2 separate regions of the Homo sapiens genome follow, and region 1 is linked to region 2. A link is a loop called in an ENCODE intact Hi-C map of the cell type or tissue named here. Cell type or tissue: Caco-2. All regions are shown on one strand. Links, peaks and the distances in the headings refer to the core of each region. The heading gives the core; the rest is flanking DNA.

Evidence for each region. A loop is a pair of places that touch in the nucleus more often than their neighbours do. Peaks named below come from ENCODE experiments on the same cell type or tissue, not always from the same donor. Only the 100,000 strongest peaks of a DNase experiment are listed, where the experiment ranks them.
Region 1: it touches region 2 in a loop (2.4-fold over the local background); 7 of 110 quality-filtered maps call a loop at or near these places.

Annotation. Positions count from the first base shown.
Region 1 is chr6:161,340,394-161,348,729 of GRCh38, forward strand. It overlaps PRKN (parkin RBR E3 ubiquitin protein ligase), which reads right to left. Exons shown (of 12, transcript NM_004562.3): 12 at 7,024-8,336. Among named protein-coding and RNA genes, the nearest start is that of AGPAT4, 71 kb to the left of the region's middle. In Caco-2, for the core only: no CTCF peak of the experiment used is centred there; DNase peaks (open chromatin) are centred at 1,787 and 4,438.
Region 2 is chr6:161,282,633-161,290,968 of GRCh38, forward strand. No RefSeq gene overlaps it. Among named protein-coding and RNA genes, the nearest start is that of AGPAT4, 13 kb to the left of the region's middle. In Caco-2, for the core only: no CTCF peak of the experiment used is centred there; no DNase peak of the experiment used is centred there.

The sequences.
Region 1 (8,336 bases), core at 331-8,330, 58 kb after region 2:
TCTCTAACTTTAAGGACTACCCAAGTGGAGACTGTAGCGTAGCCATATTCCCCACGCGAACCTCAGTAAAACTCCCTACCACATATTCACAAAGGAGGCCGGTCGATAGATTTCTATTGGCCTTCTCTCTTTTAAGTAATGACTTTCATTTTTGTCTTTGAAAATGAAGCATCCTTGTGATAAAAATATTCAAGTGATATGGAAAAGCATAAAGAAGAAAAGAAAAATCACCCCAAATTTCACCACCATCCAAAAAGCCAGTATCACCTTTGGTAAGCATCATTCCTGTCATCAATGTTGGCCAAGCATACAGATGGAAGAATAGATAGATGGTGGCTAGAAACCCAAAAAACAATGATTTTATTTTATAAAAAGGCGATCATACTATACGGTGCTCTTTTTTTCATGTTAAATAATAATTTTTGGCTGGGTACAGTGGCTCACACCTGTAATCTCAGCACTTTGGGAGGCCGAGGCAGGTGGATCACAAGGTCAGGAGTTCGAGACCAGCCTGGCCAACATGATGAAACCCTGTCTCTACTAAAAATACAAAAATTAGCTGGGTGTGGTGGTGGGCACCTGTAATCCCAGCTATTCGGGAGGCTGAGACAGGAGAATTGCTTGAACCCAGGAGGCGGAGGTTGCAGTGAGCTGAGATTGTGCCACTGCACTCCAACCTGGGCAACAGAGAGAGACTTCCAAAAGAAAAAATATATATATAAATTTTTGTTTCATAGGAAATTAGAAGAAAAAGAAAACAAATGAAATGGACTGGACTGCTAAAATTATGTAAGTATTTCTTCAGATTAGTTCGCAAAAGTTGCCTCTAATGTTACGTAATTAAAATAACAACAAAGGGGTCAAGACTCTATATTCTTTTAGCCACAGGTTTAAATTTTAGACAATCTGGATCAACTCTGCTCTATAAAACCTCTTCCAACCTCTCTTCCCCAGCCTCCTAATTTTTTTTTCCCTTATGTACTGTAAATGTAATTCCTCCAGGGTTGGTTTGTTTGCTGTTATTTAATTATTTCTTTGGGTTCATGCCCTGGGAATCCACGTTCACCTTAAGCCATGGCTTCTGTTCTTATCACTGAAATTATAGGTTCATCTCTCATCAGATTATTAATTTGGAAGGAAAATATTTATTCTAAAATAACAAGCAATTAGAGATGTACTTCTAATCTTGTACAAGTAGGTTAACATAACAAATTCTCTTGAGTCATTTCTTTACAATTTTAAGCTATCATCTGAAATTATTATTTTGAAGGGTCTATTTATTAAAAATGATTCATCGGTAACACAAAGAGCTACATAAAAAGTATTTCTAGGACTTCTCTCCTAAGATTCAAGTGTTTACTGAACCTGACCGTTGGAGGTCTCACAGACCGTGAGATTTCAGCAGGTGTAAATAGAGCCACCTTTTTCCTGCCACCCCCGAGTCTCACAGGCAAACTTGGCTCTGGCTCTGCTCCTGTGCTCTGCAGCCTGGCTCATGGGACTCCAGGCCCACAGCCATCCAAGAAGAACTTAAGACATATCCCAGAATCCTCTCTTGCTCCTTGGTCACATCCTTTCATTACATAAATGGAGACTTATGGCCTGCAAAGCCTAAATTATCTACTATCTGGTTTGTACAGGAACATTTGCTGGCCCCTGGAATGGACTATGCTTTCTAGTCTTCATGAACACACTTGAGTTCTGGGATTCTCTGATTTCATAATGTTATTACTAAAGAATTTTCAGACCAGCATCGTTCCCTTGCATGACCATGGCATGGCGAACTTTGCAACTGTCATTCCTGGAATACTTTTTTCCCTATCAGTGTCACCATCAGGGACAGGAATAAACATGCATGGGTGAGCCAATTCAAATAAAAGTTTTGCCGTATCTATGAAGCAGGTCTGGGAACCATAGGACCTAGTTGCTGTCACCTTGTAACTCACTCTTTCACATGAACCTGCTAAGCAATCATGATTCTCCTAAGGGGTTGAATGAGGAGGCCAGCATCCTCTGACATAAATGGATGTTGCTGTTGATAGGTCACTACCAGTTATCAACTGCCAGGCATGCTTCCAAGTGCTTCTTGGTGTTTGGTGACCCACAGTAGAAATGAGCTATGTTCAGAGTTACTTACTTACAAGGATGTGATTGCTGTGTGTGTCTCTGAATTCTACTGTGGTGTCTCTGATTCCCATCTTGTGCCTTATTCCTGGTGCTTAGAGTTCTTGCAAACACTTGAAACTGAGTGGTTTTGCATTTATGTTTTTGCTATTGTTGAAATTATGCTGCCCTAGGGGTTGTCAACTACTTTCAGAGAGAAAAAAAAAAAAACTGGTGGGAGGTGCTGCATCCCATTCTTCAAAGAGAGGTATCTAGTATTTGCTAAACCAACTAGGAGACCCATTTTAACTAACATTGTTTGGGCTACCAAGATGATAAAATGAATGAAAAAGCTTGGTGACTAAAAAACTTCACCTAGAACAATAAATAAGCAGGAAAGGCAAGAAAAGAAAAGCAAATGATAATGACTTTTCAATTACACCCAAATTAAAAGGAACGATGGCAGTTTTTCTAAATGATAGTTTCATTGGTGGCACTTGGCATGTGTGGTTCTACAATCCCAGTTTCCAATTGTTTTGCACAGATCCAAGGTGAGTGGGCAATGAAGGGGGTGGATGAGCCCCTTAGCTGATGACTGTTGATGACTGGTCTCTACTTATCCATGAAATCAATAAACACAGCAAGGAACTGCCCTCATGGAGTTAGCACTCTAGCTGGGGAGACCAGGTGAGCACTATAGATGTGATGGGTTGACCTGATAGGCCTTCAGGAAGGGAAGAAGCAGACCGATGTGTGGGAAGAGCATGCCAAACCTAGAGACCCACGGGGAGCTCATTCCAGGAAAATCAGCTGGAGAAAATGGAGATTCAGTGATGGCTACATGGAACTCCAGTGAAATCATGAAATCTAAATGCCTTTGTGAAAAATGGTCCTGAAGATAAAGCCAGGTGCTAAAAGAGAGCTGTTTCAGAATTGAGAGGTTCTCAAATACCACGTGGCAGGTCCTTTGGGAGTATGAAGCCTTGCCAGGCTTCAGTTGATCCTGTTTTTAGTGGGATAAACTTCTTTGGGAGGCATCAGTATTGGAAGTGTCAGCCTCTTGATTCGTTTGGCTTGAGGGAGGATGGGGGTAAATTTCAGAGATGAGTAGGAGCTTGTTAAGTAAGCAACTTAAACCAAAGGGTGCCGAGCCTACAAGGGGGCCTGTGAGTGCACGTTGCTGCTTGGGACCTGCTACTCACAGGCAGGGTGACCAACCTACTCCCCTTTGCCCCTAACTGTCCAGGTTTTATTTTATTATTATTTTTTTGAAATAGAGTCTTGCTCTGTTGCCCAGGCTGAAGTCCAGTGGCGCAATCTTGGCTCACTGCAACCTCCACTTCCCGGGTTCAAGCAATTCTCCTGCCTCAGCATCCCAAGTAGCTGGGATTATAGGCGCCCACCACCACACCCAGCTAATTTTTTATTTTTTGTAGAGACAGGGTTTTACCACGTTGCCCAGGCTGGTCTCAAACTCCTGATCTCAAGTGATCCACTCACCTCAGCCTCTTAAAGTGTTGGGATTATAGGCGCGAGCCACTGTGCATGGCCTGGACTTTTAAATTAGATATGGAAATGTAAAAGAGACACTTATTAAATTAATTAGCATACAGTAGGTCATAATGAATTCCTGAAAAAAATGTCACTTTAGAAATCTATTGACATGGAAAGATGCTCATCATATATTTTTAAGTGGAAATAAGATGCAAAATTATTTCTAGATGGTAGTTTTTATGTTTTCTTTTTTGCCTTTTTTACTTTCTATAATGGACATGTAACCATGTAATAATAATTTTGTAATGAAAAAAATATAGGCCGGGTGCGGTGGCTCACGCTTGTAATCCCAGCACTTTGGGAGGCTGAGGTGGGTGGATCACGAGGTAAAAATCGAGACCATCTTGGCCAACATTGTGAAACCCCATCTCTACTAAAAATACAAAAATTAGCTGGCCGTGGTGCTGCACGCCTGTAGTCCAAGCTACCTGGGAGGCTGAGACAGGAGAATCGCGTGAACCCAGGAGGTGGAAGTTGCAGTGAGCAGAGATCGTGCCACTGTGCTCCAGCCTGGGTGACAAAGACTCTGTCTTAAAAAAAACAAAAACAAAACAAAACAAAACATATAAAGAAAACCTTACAGGGAGAAATGCTGAGTGCTGATTTGATGCTAAACAGCATCTCTCAAAAAAGACACTCTTCGAGTTTGAAATTAAAAATCCAAGAATTGTGGATGAAACAAACTGTCCACAGAAACACACTAGAGTTTCATTCTGCACATGCAATGGGAGCTTTCAGGAACACCCAGCGTTCAGCTGAGATGACCTGAGGCACTGGGGAGCTGGGGGAGGAGCTCCACAGCAGATCCCTTTGACCAGGTATCTCAGGGACTCTTTGAGATAAGATTACCCTAGTCTGAGAGCAAAGGTTTCCAGTCTGTGCTAGACTTATCTTTGTAATGGAATTTTTTTTTTTTTTTTTGAGATGGAATCTCACTTTGTTGCCCAGGCTGGAGTGCAGTGGCATGATCTCGGCTCACTGCAACCTCCACCTCCGGGGTTCAAGAGATTCTCCCACCTGCCTCAGCCTCCCGAGTAGCTGGGGTTATAGGCGGGCACCACCACACCCAGCTAATTTTTGGATTTTTAGTAGAGATGCGGTTTTGCCATGTTGGTCAGACTGGTCTTAAACTCCTGACCTCAGGTGATCCGCCTGCCTTGGCCTCCCAAAGTGCTGGGATTACAGGCATGAGCCGCTGCGCCCAGCCTGTTATGGAAATTGGTGCATCTGGGCAGGTGACACTATTCAATAACATGATGCAGTTAACGTCATTTAGCTCTGAGTCTAGGCTCAACAAGAAAGCTTTCCGCTATAATTTTATTTTCCACATAGAACTGCTCAGAATTTAAAAATGCAGTTTCATAGTGATAGAGTGTGGTCTATGCTAGGCATGGTGCTAAGTATACAACAGTGAGTACACAGCTCTCTTCTTCTCTGTCCCTAGGGGAGCAGAGGTAAGTAAATAAGTGATTAAAGTGTTGCACGTTCAATGCTACGATTGGGGAAGTAAGTGCGCACCAAGAGCGTTAATGTAGACCAGGAGTTTAGCAAAGATTTGCGGGACAAATTCATCAAACTGAAGCCCACAGGTTGGCCTGTCAAAAGGAGAAGGCAGGGGTTTTAAAGAATGACTCCAGCCAGATGGAAAAGCACGTATGAAGCATCAGGAGGGAAGCTTCTCATAGTAAATATAAACTGTAAACTGACGTTTTAGCTTTTATGCCCCGTTCTCTTAAGAGTTAGGTTAGCGTTAGTCTTTTGGGGCCCAGTCACCTCTTGATATAGTGACAAAATTGGTCCTATGCAGCTGAGGATGAGATCAGCGAGCATGGTGGGTCCCTCAAGCCAGTGCCACCCATCTGTATGGTCAAGCAGGTCTTCCCGGACAATACTCCCTGCTTTTTTTTTTTTTTTTCGGCATGTTATTTAAACCACAGCAACATTTCTTATTTTGTGTGAGACAGTTTATTCACAGTGGATTGAAAAGAGGCTCAATGTTGTTTTGAAATAGGATTTTCTTAAAAAAACTGAACATCGATATTCTCCACACTATCAGAAATGTTCTAGTAAGGGCAGATGGAGATGAGGCACGTCCACTACCCAAACAGGGATTGCCGGCTTTACCCCATGTCTAATGCTGTCTTCTGCATAAGCATTTCGCATTTGTGCTTATTCATTTCCACTCACAATATTAACCCGAATTCACACCCTGGACATCATCTGCACATATAGCGTGCGCGCGCACACACACACACATACATACACACAAACACATACACACACACACACAGCTAGCATAGCAACTTACCTTTATAGGAACACTTCTGGGGCTGTCTAGAAGATAATACAATATACGTATATGCAACATGAGTCACCCGCCTCTAACACGAATCCCTAAATCTACAATTGTGTGCTCAAATAGATATTCCTGGCACTTGTCATCACTTTGCATTAGTTTTGTGTTTTCTGTTATTTTATTCTGTAGTTTCCAATGACTGGTTCATTTTTTAACAATAGCGAACAATTACACAGTGCTTCGTTTATCCTACACACTGTTCCAGGTGCTTTAGGCAAATTAATTAGTTGTGACAACAACCTAACGTGGTGCATGCTATTATTGTCCCCGAAGCTCTTACACAGGTGCGTTTTGGAGGTGGGGTTCCCACCCTGGCACCCAGAGCTCACCCACTTTCTCTGCCCCCTTTTGCTCTATCATCACCTGGGCCACCATTCCCATGACCTTTGCATATCCTCGGAGTGTTTCCTGTGGCTACTGGCACCCAGAGGACCTCAGTGTGTACTTCTTTGCCTAATGTTGTGCAGGCCCTATCTCGGAATGTTCCATTCCAGATCCCTCCACCATGGGCTCATTGTGAAATAAACAATGCATGGCCACTAAAGCAGTTCTTTGAAAATGCAGCGTCAACACACCCACATTGACAGCAATGCAAAGTCACTGAAATTTTCTAGAATGACATGAGAAAAAATCCTTATAGATAGTCTTTTCCAATGCAAACTTCTCTTTTAAACACTTTTATTAGAAAAGTTTGCTAGTAAGGCAGGAAAGTAACTTTTAGATTTTTATGAATGAGGGTTTGCTTTTTGGAACCCTTTCAAATTTTGATAGCCTTAAAAAACTACTCTTATTTAACAAAGAGAAACAGCCAGCGGTAATCTGGAGCTTGGAGTTGATATGAGAATGGCTATTTCATCACCAGGTAATTCCTCCAGGTCACTGAATGGCTATTTCATCACCAGGTAATTCCTCCAGGCCACAAGTGAGGCCCATGGAGTAATACAGCCTGTGATTCCCTCCGTCACCCTTCACATTGATTGAAAATGTATCTTCAAAGACAGACTCAGAAGCTCTTTTGATGCTTTATTGACAATTTAAGTACAATCTTAGAGTTGTCAGATAATCTCAACACACTTCAGAGAAAAACAGACTTTTTCTGCAAAGACTTTATTTCTATTTTTTGATACATTCATATTTTGTTACACCCTTCCTGTGCAAATAATACTGTGATTCATGTTCATGTGTAGTGGATGATCTTGCTTTTTTGTTTTTGTTTTTTTTTTTTTTTTGAGACAGAGTCTCACTCTGTTGCCCAGGCTGGAGTTCAGTGGCGTGATCTCGGCTCACTGCAACCTCTGCCCCCCGGGTTCAAGTGATTCTCCTGCCTCAGCCTCCCAGGAAGCTGGGATTACAGGTGCCTGCCACCACGCCCAGCTAATTTTTGTATTTTTAATAGAGACGGGGTTTCATCATCTTGGCCAGGCTGGTCTTGAACTCCTGACCTCGTGATCCACCCACCTCGGCCTCCCAAAGTGCTGGGATTACAGGCATGAGCCACCGCGCCCGGCCTGCTCTAACTTATTTTAAGAATCACTGTTCTATTCTGGAAAGGGAAAAGACCACCACCAAGAAGGGAAAGGAGACCATGCTGGACAGCCTAATAGTCTAACAGGGGATCCTAGGGTGCCTGAGCTCATGGGAGCAAACCTTGTTCAGGCACCGCAAGCCCAACGCAGCATGCAGATTGGGAAGGCGCAATAATGCAAACACCATCAGGAAGAAAGCTATGGATGATGGAAAACACTGTGTGCTCCACGTGACAGAAGGGAGCCACCTGATTTGTCGCATCGGGCCAGTGTAAGGAAGTGTAATTTAGTGGGACTGCCAGTGACACTAAGTCAGGCCTTGATCAGGGTCTGGACTCAGTATGGACACGAGCCACTGGGTGCAGGGGGCTCATGCCTGCCACCTCTCTTTTTTTCCCTTACTATAGAGACTTTGATCTGTCCACCATTTCTATGTGAGCTTTGGGCTTCCTGTCACAGGTCTGTTGTCACCGTGGGGCCATGTTGGAGTCGGTAGATTTTCAGACAGTGAAGCCACATGAAGCTGTGAATGCTGATGTGGCTGCTGCAGAGCCCAGTCTCTCCCCGGTGCAGGGCCTCTGAGACGACGGGACTGTCCTCAGATGGTTGGAAGAAATGGGTTATCTTAGGCAGTTAGGAAAAGAGGGACAGGTGTCCCAGGATGTGGAAAACTTGAGTTCATCCCCTCTCTTCCCTCCAGCAAGGATTTCAGTGCTACATCTAAAAAGAGAAGCCCTGTTGCCGATTTAATAATTTACAGTCTCTAAATCCAAAAGGGCCTCCATGTGCTAGTGAGA
Region 2 (8,336 bases), core at 80-8,079:
AAATGAGGACCTGAAGCTTAGCTTTGTTTAGTCACTTCCTCCAGGTTAGCTAGTAAATATCAGAGGCAGGATTTCAAGTCAAGTGTGCCTAACTCAGAAGATCATATTCTTTACCTCTATAGTATACCACCATGACAACACACACATTTTTCTTCTTTTGGTTAAATTTCTAAGATGAAGTCCCAGAAGAAGAGGGTTTTGTGACTAATTACATGCACTACTGAATGTACCAATACTCGTCACCACTTTGCTAATGCCTTGAAAATGTTTTGAAAATTTTACAATTTTGATGAACATCAATTTTAATTTTTGTACCTTACATATGAAGTTTAAGGTCTTTCAAAGTGTTTATCTATCTTATCATTTACATTTATTATTGTGTAAAACCTATTCTTATTCTTTACTTATTTATTTATTTATTTATTGGAGATGGAGTCTCACTCTGTCACCCAAGCTAGAGTGCAGCGGTGTGATCTCGACTCACTGCAACCTCCACCTCCTAGCTTCAAGCAATTCTCCTGCCTCAGCCTCCCAAGTAGCTGGGATGACAGGCACGAGCCACAGCACCCAGCCACCAGCAAACTTTAGAAAAGATGGTCAACCTCACTTGAACACATCCATCAGAATGATTCAAATACAGAAGATGAAATACACCAGCTGTGGCAGGAATATGAAGCAACTGGAGTTCACATTTCTGGAGCAAAGAAAAGGAATGCAACTTGTGTGGGAAAGTCATGCAATGGGTTCTCCTAAAGTTGAAGATAGGCATACCTGTGACCTGGCACTTCCACATTTAAGCACACACCATTATAAATAGCACTGGGCCAGGCTCTATGGCTGATGCCTGTCATCCCAGCACTTGGGAGGCTAAAGCAGGCAGATCACTTGAGGTCAGGAGTTCAAGACCAGCCTGGCCAACATGGCAAAAACCCATCTCTACTAAAAATACAAATAAAATTAGCTGGGCATTGTGGCGCATGCCTGTAATCCCAGCTACTCGGGAGGCTGACGCAGGAGAATCGCTTGAACCCAGGAAGCAGAGGTTGTGGTAAGCTGAGATCGTGCCACTGCACTCCAGCCTGGGCGACAGAGTGCAAACAACTGCAAACAAACTGATATTCATAAAAACTAGAACAAGTAAATAAATTGTGGTATACTTATGCTATAAGACACTACTCAGCAATGAAAATGAATAAAACTCAGCTAAATGCAACAACATGAAAAAATATCACAAATATAATTTGGACCCAAAGAAGCTAGACACCAAAAATTATCACTCTATGATTCCAAGAGAAGTTTAAAACTGGGGACGATGAGTCTATGTGTCAAGATAATGTTACAAATCTCTGTGGTTACCTTTGGAGATGCAGGTGGGGTGGGGAGTGGGAGGGGTAGGAAGGGGACTTCGGAGGTGCTGTAATATTCTCCTTCTTGTTTGGGGTTGTCATCACATGCTGTATGCACTTTGGGGAAATTCATTGATATGTGTACACTTATGGTCTGTGCCCTTTTTTGTATTCATGTGATTTCAATAAAAAAGCTAAAAAGAAAAATTATTCACTCCAACTTCTCCATCTGTTGTCCAAGAGAAAACTCTAGATCTCCCTCCAAAACAACAGATTTTAGTCTCTCCCAGTCCCATACTAATTTTGAAATGTATTTCTCTTTATTCAGGTTACCCAGGAATGAAATTGATTCTAGCTTTGGTTTCTGAAAAGGGCTTCATGAACACTGTCACAGGTAAGCCTGGCCTATGTGATATGACTGGCATACACTATAATAGTTTGCATTTGTTGAGACAACCTTTGCCATTATTCTGTTTTTTTTTTTCACCTGGATCTGTTTGGACGCCTTTCCTTATTATAACAATACGTCATATAATTTAGTATTCTTTTTAACAGTAAAAAGTATATTTTATCAAGCCTTTGATACTTGATACTTGAGATGAAGGCTCACTGCAGTCTCAAACTCCTGAGTTCAAGCAATCCTCCCACCTCAGCCTCCCGAGTAGTTGGGACAACAGGCACACGCCACCACGCCCAGCTAACCATACCTGGCTAATTCTTCTAGTTTTTTTTGTTTTTTTGTTTTTATTTTTTTGTAGAGACAAGATCTTGCTATTTTGCCCAGGCTGTTCTCAAACCCCTGGGCTCAATCGATCCCCCCACCTCTGCCTCCCAAAGTGCTAGAATTACAGGCATGAGTCACTACACCTGGCCTGAATTTCCTTCTTTCTTGGGACAATTGTTACATTGTTTTCTTAGAACCCAGCATCTAGGAAATGGGAAGATGTTTGTCTAAATGCATAAACTCAGTTAAAAAATGAATAAGTTCTGAAGACCTGACGTACAGCATGGTGACTACAGTTAATAATGCATTCTATACTTGAAATTTGCTGAGAGTAGACCTTAAGCGTTCTCACCACAAAAATAGGAATTATGTGAGATGATGGATATATTAACTAACTTGGTTGTGGTAAGCATTTTACAATGTATTCATATATCAAATTCTTTTTTGTCAATTATGCCTCAATAAAGCTGAAAAACAACACAAAAACCCAGCAGTCAGCTTAAATCCCAAAGAATTAAATCCCAAAGAATGAGAGTCTCTGCAGTTTATTGTATACTCACCCTGTTCCGGGAAGAACAAATAGAAACATATGCTAAGTATATCGCATACGTATTTCATTTGTTTTTGTGTTTCACAAAGCTATGCTTTGATATAGCATCACTGATTTATGGAAGAGGAAACTGAGGCTCAGAGAGGTTGAGAACTTCCTTCAAGGAGAAGCAGAACTGGACCTAACTCCAGGGCAGTTAGGCCCTAACCCTAAGAAGTTCTCAGAGAGGCTGAGAATTCCTACAATGGTAAGTAGACCTGGACCTAACACCGGGGAAGTTAGACTGTAAAGCCTGTTACCTCGGGCACCATGTTCCCTTCCCTGCTCCACCTTCTCACTAAGTAGATTCAGGGGTTTGTCTCCCTTGCATTTTCTTTTTTGTCCAGATGCACAAGTCACTTTAGCAAGCAATCTTGATAATTTCCTCTCTTATTTCATCCCCCAAAACATGACATTCCAAGGATCCTCCAGAACTAAAACTGACAACTTCAGAAAATACCTGTGATGGTCAGGCATAGGGGCTCATGCCTGTAATCTCAGCACTTTGGGAGTCTGAGGTGGGCGGATCACTTGAGGTCAGGAGTTCGAGACCAGCCTGGCCAACATGGGAAAACCCTGTCTCTACTAAAAATACAAAAAAATTACCAGGGCACGGTCATGTGTACCTGCTACTCGGGAGTAGTTCCAGCTACTTGGGAGACTGAGGCAGGGGAATTGCTTGAAGCTGGGAGGTGGAAGTTGCAGTGAGCCGAGATCGCAGCACTGCATTCCAGCCTGGGGGACAGAGCAAGACCCTGTCTCAAAATAAATAAATAAATAAATAAATTAAAAAGAAAGAAAATACCTGTGGTGAGCCAAGTAACCATGCTTGTAGCCCCAGTCGCAGCAAGATTGATTTCAGTGTATTCTGTTGGTGCCTGTGGCTCCCCATGGGTGCCTTGGCTTCTTACATGTGAATATAGAGCCACAAATCCCAAGAACAAATAGCTGTGACACTGATGATTGGCCTAGAGAAGGCTTGTCTCTGGAAAAGGCTGAGGTGGCTCAGTGGTGAGATGTCACTCTTTCCTGGGGAGTCCACCTAGCTGGAGGTACAGGGCAACCCCTCTTCCAGCTGCATTTAACTGTGAGGGACGGAGGAGGCTGGTGGGGAGAAGAGTCAATGGTTAACTTCTACGAAAGATTTCACCCAGTGCCCAGGAAGGAGCAGGTGTTTCCTGCAAGCAGTTAGTTTGCACAAGCCTCATTCATTCATTCATTCATTCATTCCACACACATGTGCCTGCTGGGAGGCAGGCCCTCTTCCGGGAGCCTGGCATTCTTCAGGGAACCCAACAAAGATTCTGGGCATTATGGACTTTCCTTTCTAGTGAGAAGAGACTGAAAACAAAGGACAATTATAATGAAGAAATTGCCTAATAAGTTAGACATTGTTATTTATGGAAGAATGAAAAAGAGTTGGGAAGGAGTATCAGAGTCCTGGGAGGTGAGCAGTTTGGAAGGTGAATAGGTCAGTGATGAGGTCAGCGCCGGCCTCACTGAGGTGAGGTTTGAGCAGCGATTTGGGGGCAGACAGGAGCTATCTCCATGATGCACACCGGAGCCAAGAGCATTCCGGGAGGAAGGAAGGAGCCAGGGCCACAGCTCCGCAGCAGGAGCATGCTGGCTGGTGGGAGCACCCAGGAGGCTGCGGGAGAGGGAGTGGTCTGGAGGAAGAGTGGAAGAGTTAAGGTTCCAGAGACCACAGAGTCACAGGGGCTTTGCAGGATGGGGCAAGGACCTTGGGCTTTTACACTGAGTAACATGGGGACCTGCTGCAGGGCGATGGGCTGAAAAGTGACATGGCATGAGAAAGTTTTCAAAGAGTCATTCTGGCTGGCATGTTGAGAAAAAAACCATGTGAGGCACAGGACAATGCAGGGAAAGGAATGGGAGGTGGTTGCAGTGACCAGCAAGAGGCACTATTAGTGTAGCCCAGGAGGACCAAGGACCTCCTGGCAGACTGGATATGGGGTGTGAGAAGAACAGAGTCAAGGCTGAGTGCAAGGCTTGTGGGTGAGCAGCTGGGGGGACGAGACTACCTGTGAGAACGGCAAGGAATTGGGGGGAAAAATGAGTGTTGTTTTTGACATGTTCAGGTTGAGACACCTATTCATTACCCAAGTGGCGATGTGCTGGAGGCAGCAGGAGTCTGCAGTTCAGGAGAGAGACCTAGGCTAGAGATAAACATTTTCAGAAGAGTCACCATAGATGGTATCACCTTGAAACTGAAATCATGGCAGGATTACCTGATGAAACCCAGCATGCCCAGAGACATTTGGACTCAGACAAATAGTCAATACTCTTTAGCATAAGTATGTCTTGTGCAATTTTTACTTATTAACTAAGTAAATATTTGGGGCCATGCAATATTTGGGACATGCTTATGCCATAAAACTCTTTGTCGTTGATCTGAAATTCGATGTCACTATGAATAGGAGGGCTGGATTTTTATTTCGGATGCTGGCAGTGCTGCCTTGGGACAGAGAGCAGGCAGGGCAGGGGTCTGAGGATGGAAACCCGGGCTCTGCAGCACTCAGAGGAGGGAGAAGAGAAGGAACAAATGAAGGAGTCTGAGTGATGAATGAGGCAGAGAAAATGATCCTAGAGTAGGGCATCTTGGATCCCTGGGTTGGGGGTAAAGAGCGTTACAGAGGAGGCAGTGATCTGCAGGCCTCCAGTCAGACAAGGACTGGAGTTAACTGTCCGATTTGGCAATGGGGAAACCATTGGCCACCCTGACAAGGCAGTTGCCTCCCAATAGCCTGAGCATTTTGGGAGCTCTGTGTTTGCTGCAGCAGGGGCCCGCAATACTCTGAATTAGTTCATCCACACTCAATTGGTAAAAGCATTCAAGGTGAGTTTCACCTTTGTGCTCACTGTAGAATCTTTTTTTTTTTTTTTTTTTTTTTTCCAGATAGAGTCTCACTCTGTCACCCAGGCTGGAGTACAGCGGTGCAATCTTGGCTCAGTGCAACCTCCACCTCCCAGGTTCTAGCAATTCTCCTTCCTGAGCCTCCTGAGTAGCTGGGACTACAGGTACATGCTGCCACGCCCAGCTAATTTTTTTGTATTTTAGTAGAGACGGGGTTTCACCATGTTGGCCAGGCTGGTCTCAAACTCCTGAGCTCAGGCAATCCACCTGCCTCGGTCTCCAAAGTGCTAGGATTACAGGCGTGAGCCACTGCACCTGGCTTTTTTTTTTTGAGACAGAGTCTCACTCTGTCACCCAGGATGGTGTGTAGTGGCACAATCTTGGCTCACTGCAACCTCTGCCTCCTGAGTTCAAGCGATTCTCCTCCCTCAGCCTCCTGAGTAGCTGGGATTACAGGCACAAGCCACCACCCCGGCTAATTTTTGTATTTTTAGTAGAGACGGATTTTGTCATGTTGGCCAGGCTGGTCTTGAACTCCTGACCTCAGGTGATCCGCCCACCTCGGCCTCCCAAAGTGCTGAGATTACAGGTGTGAGCCACCGTGCCCCACCTGAATCTTTCCATCTTGAAGAGGCCCTAGGGGAACACAATCAGTGGATTTTTCAATGGATTCACCACTAGCATCCTTCAGAAAAGGGCAGCCTTGCATATGGGTGAGGAATTGAGTAGATAAATGGTAAAGTGCACTGATAAAAATAGGGAACTGGCCGTGCGAGGTGGCTCACACCTGTAATTTCAGCCCTTTGGGAGGCCAAGGTGGATGCATCACTTGAGGTCAGGAGTTCAAGGCCAGCCTGGCCAACATGGTGAAACTGCGTCTCTACTAAAAGTACAAAAATTAGCTGGGCATAATGGCACATGCCTGTAATCCCAGCTACTCAGGAGGCTGAGGCAGGAGAATCGCTTGAAGTTGCAGTGACCCGAGATTGCACCATTACACTCCAGCCTGGGTGACACAGCAAGACTACAAAAAAAAAAAAATTAGGAAACTGACTGACGATAAAACTGGAGGAGTTTCCCACAGGGAGCAGCAGAAGTGAGGCCCATCTGGAAACTGGAGTTTGCAAGAGCAGCAGGAGCTGGAGGTGCCCACCACCTACAACACACCAGAGCCACCTTCCAAAGCTCAAATCCCACATCTATTTTTCTGGAAAAAGTAAGCATTGTTGGTACCACTTGAATCTTCTACTTCTTTTAAAATATAGTTGTTTCCGGCCAGGCGCAGTGGCTCACGCCTGTAATCCCAGCACTTTGGGAGGCTGAGGTGGGCAGATCACTTGAGATCAGGAGTTCAAGACCAGCCTGGCCAACATAGCGAAACCCCGTGTCTACTAAACGTACAAAAAAATTAGCCGGGCATGGTGGCATGCGCCTGTAAATCCAGCTACTCGGGAGGCTGGGGCAAGAGAATTGCTTGAACCTGGGAGGCGGGGGTTGCAGTGAGCCAAGCTCCCACCACTGCACTTCAGCCTGAGTGACGGAGTGAGACTCTGTCTCAAAAAAAAGAAAAGAAAGAAAAGAAAATTAGCCTGGGAGCACATATGTACACAACTGCAAATTATCTACTTGCCTTTAAAAAAAACGTTTACTCTCACAACGTTGTGACTACTATAGAATCCATGTACTTAATTAAGTCTAAATTCATTTGGTTATCATGAGTTATCCCCCTAAAAAACTCAATGACATAACTTTGAAAAATAATTTGCATAGAGCTCTATAAGCAAATTATTACACGACTATTTATGAAAGCGTTTTGTGTATTGCACATTTAATCAGAAAGGGGTGTCTGGTTAACCGTGCTGCTGGTTCTTTAAAAAAATAATGTTTGGTCAAACACAGTGGCTCTCACCTGTAATCCCAGCACTTTCGGTGGCCAAGGCAGGAGCATCGCTTGAGCCCAGGAGTTTGACACCAGCCTGAGCAACATAGTGAGAGTCTGTCTCTACAAAATAAAATGTAATTAAAAATAATTATTATTGACTTAAATGGAAAATATTACATATTTATAAATTGTTTGTGAAAACTTACTTATTCTGGTACTGAAGCTAATGTGTCTAATGTATGCTTTCCAATGTTCTGTGATTTTTTTTGAAATAAGTATTATTTACTCTTTGTTATCTGCCTAATAGTAAAGTGGTGAGGCCCTATTCCACACATTCTGTGACTCAAACTTTTCGTTTCTATTAAAGCAGTGGCTATAAAACTTCAGAATACACTAGAATGTCCTGGAGGGTTTGTTAAATCACAGAGTTTCTGACTCTGTAAGTTGGCAGAGGGAATTCTGAGAATTTACCTTTCTAAGTTTCCAGGTGATGTACCTGGAGAATGACTGTATTAGAGCATATTTATTAAAAAGTTCCCCACACAGGGCCAGGTGCCGTAGCTCAAGCCTGTCATCACAGTACTTTGGGAGGCCAAGGCAGGAAGATCACTTGAGCCCAAGAGTTTGAGACCAGCCTGGGCAGCATAGGGACACCCCCATCTCTACAAAAACAAAAATAAAAAACTAGCCGGGCATGATGTTGCACACCTGTGGTCCCACCTACACAGGAGGCTGAGGCAGGAGGATCACTTGAACCAGGAGGTCGAGGCTACAGTGAGGCATGATTATGCCACTGACCTCCAGCCTGGGTGACAGTGAGAACCTGTCTCAAAAAAAAAAAAAAATTCCACACCCACAAATAAAGTTCCCCACACAGAACCATGCAGGGGCCATGAGGAACATCTGTCCCCATTTCCTGC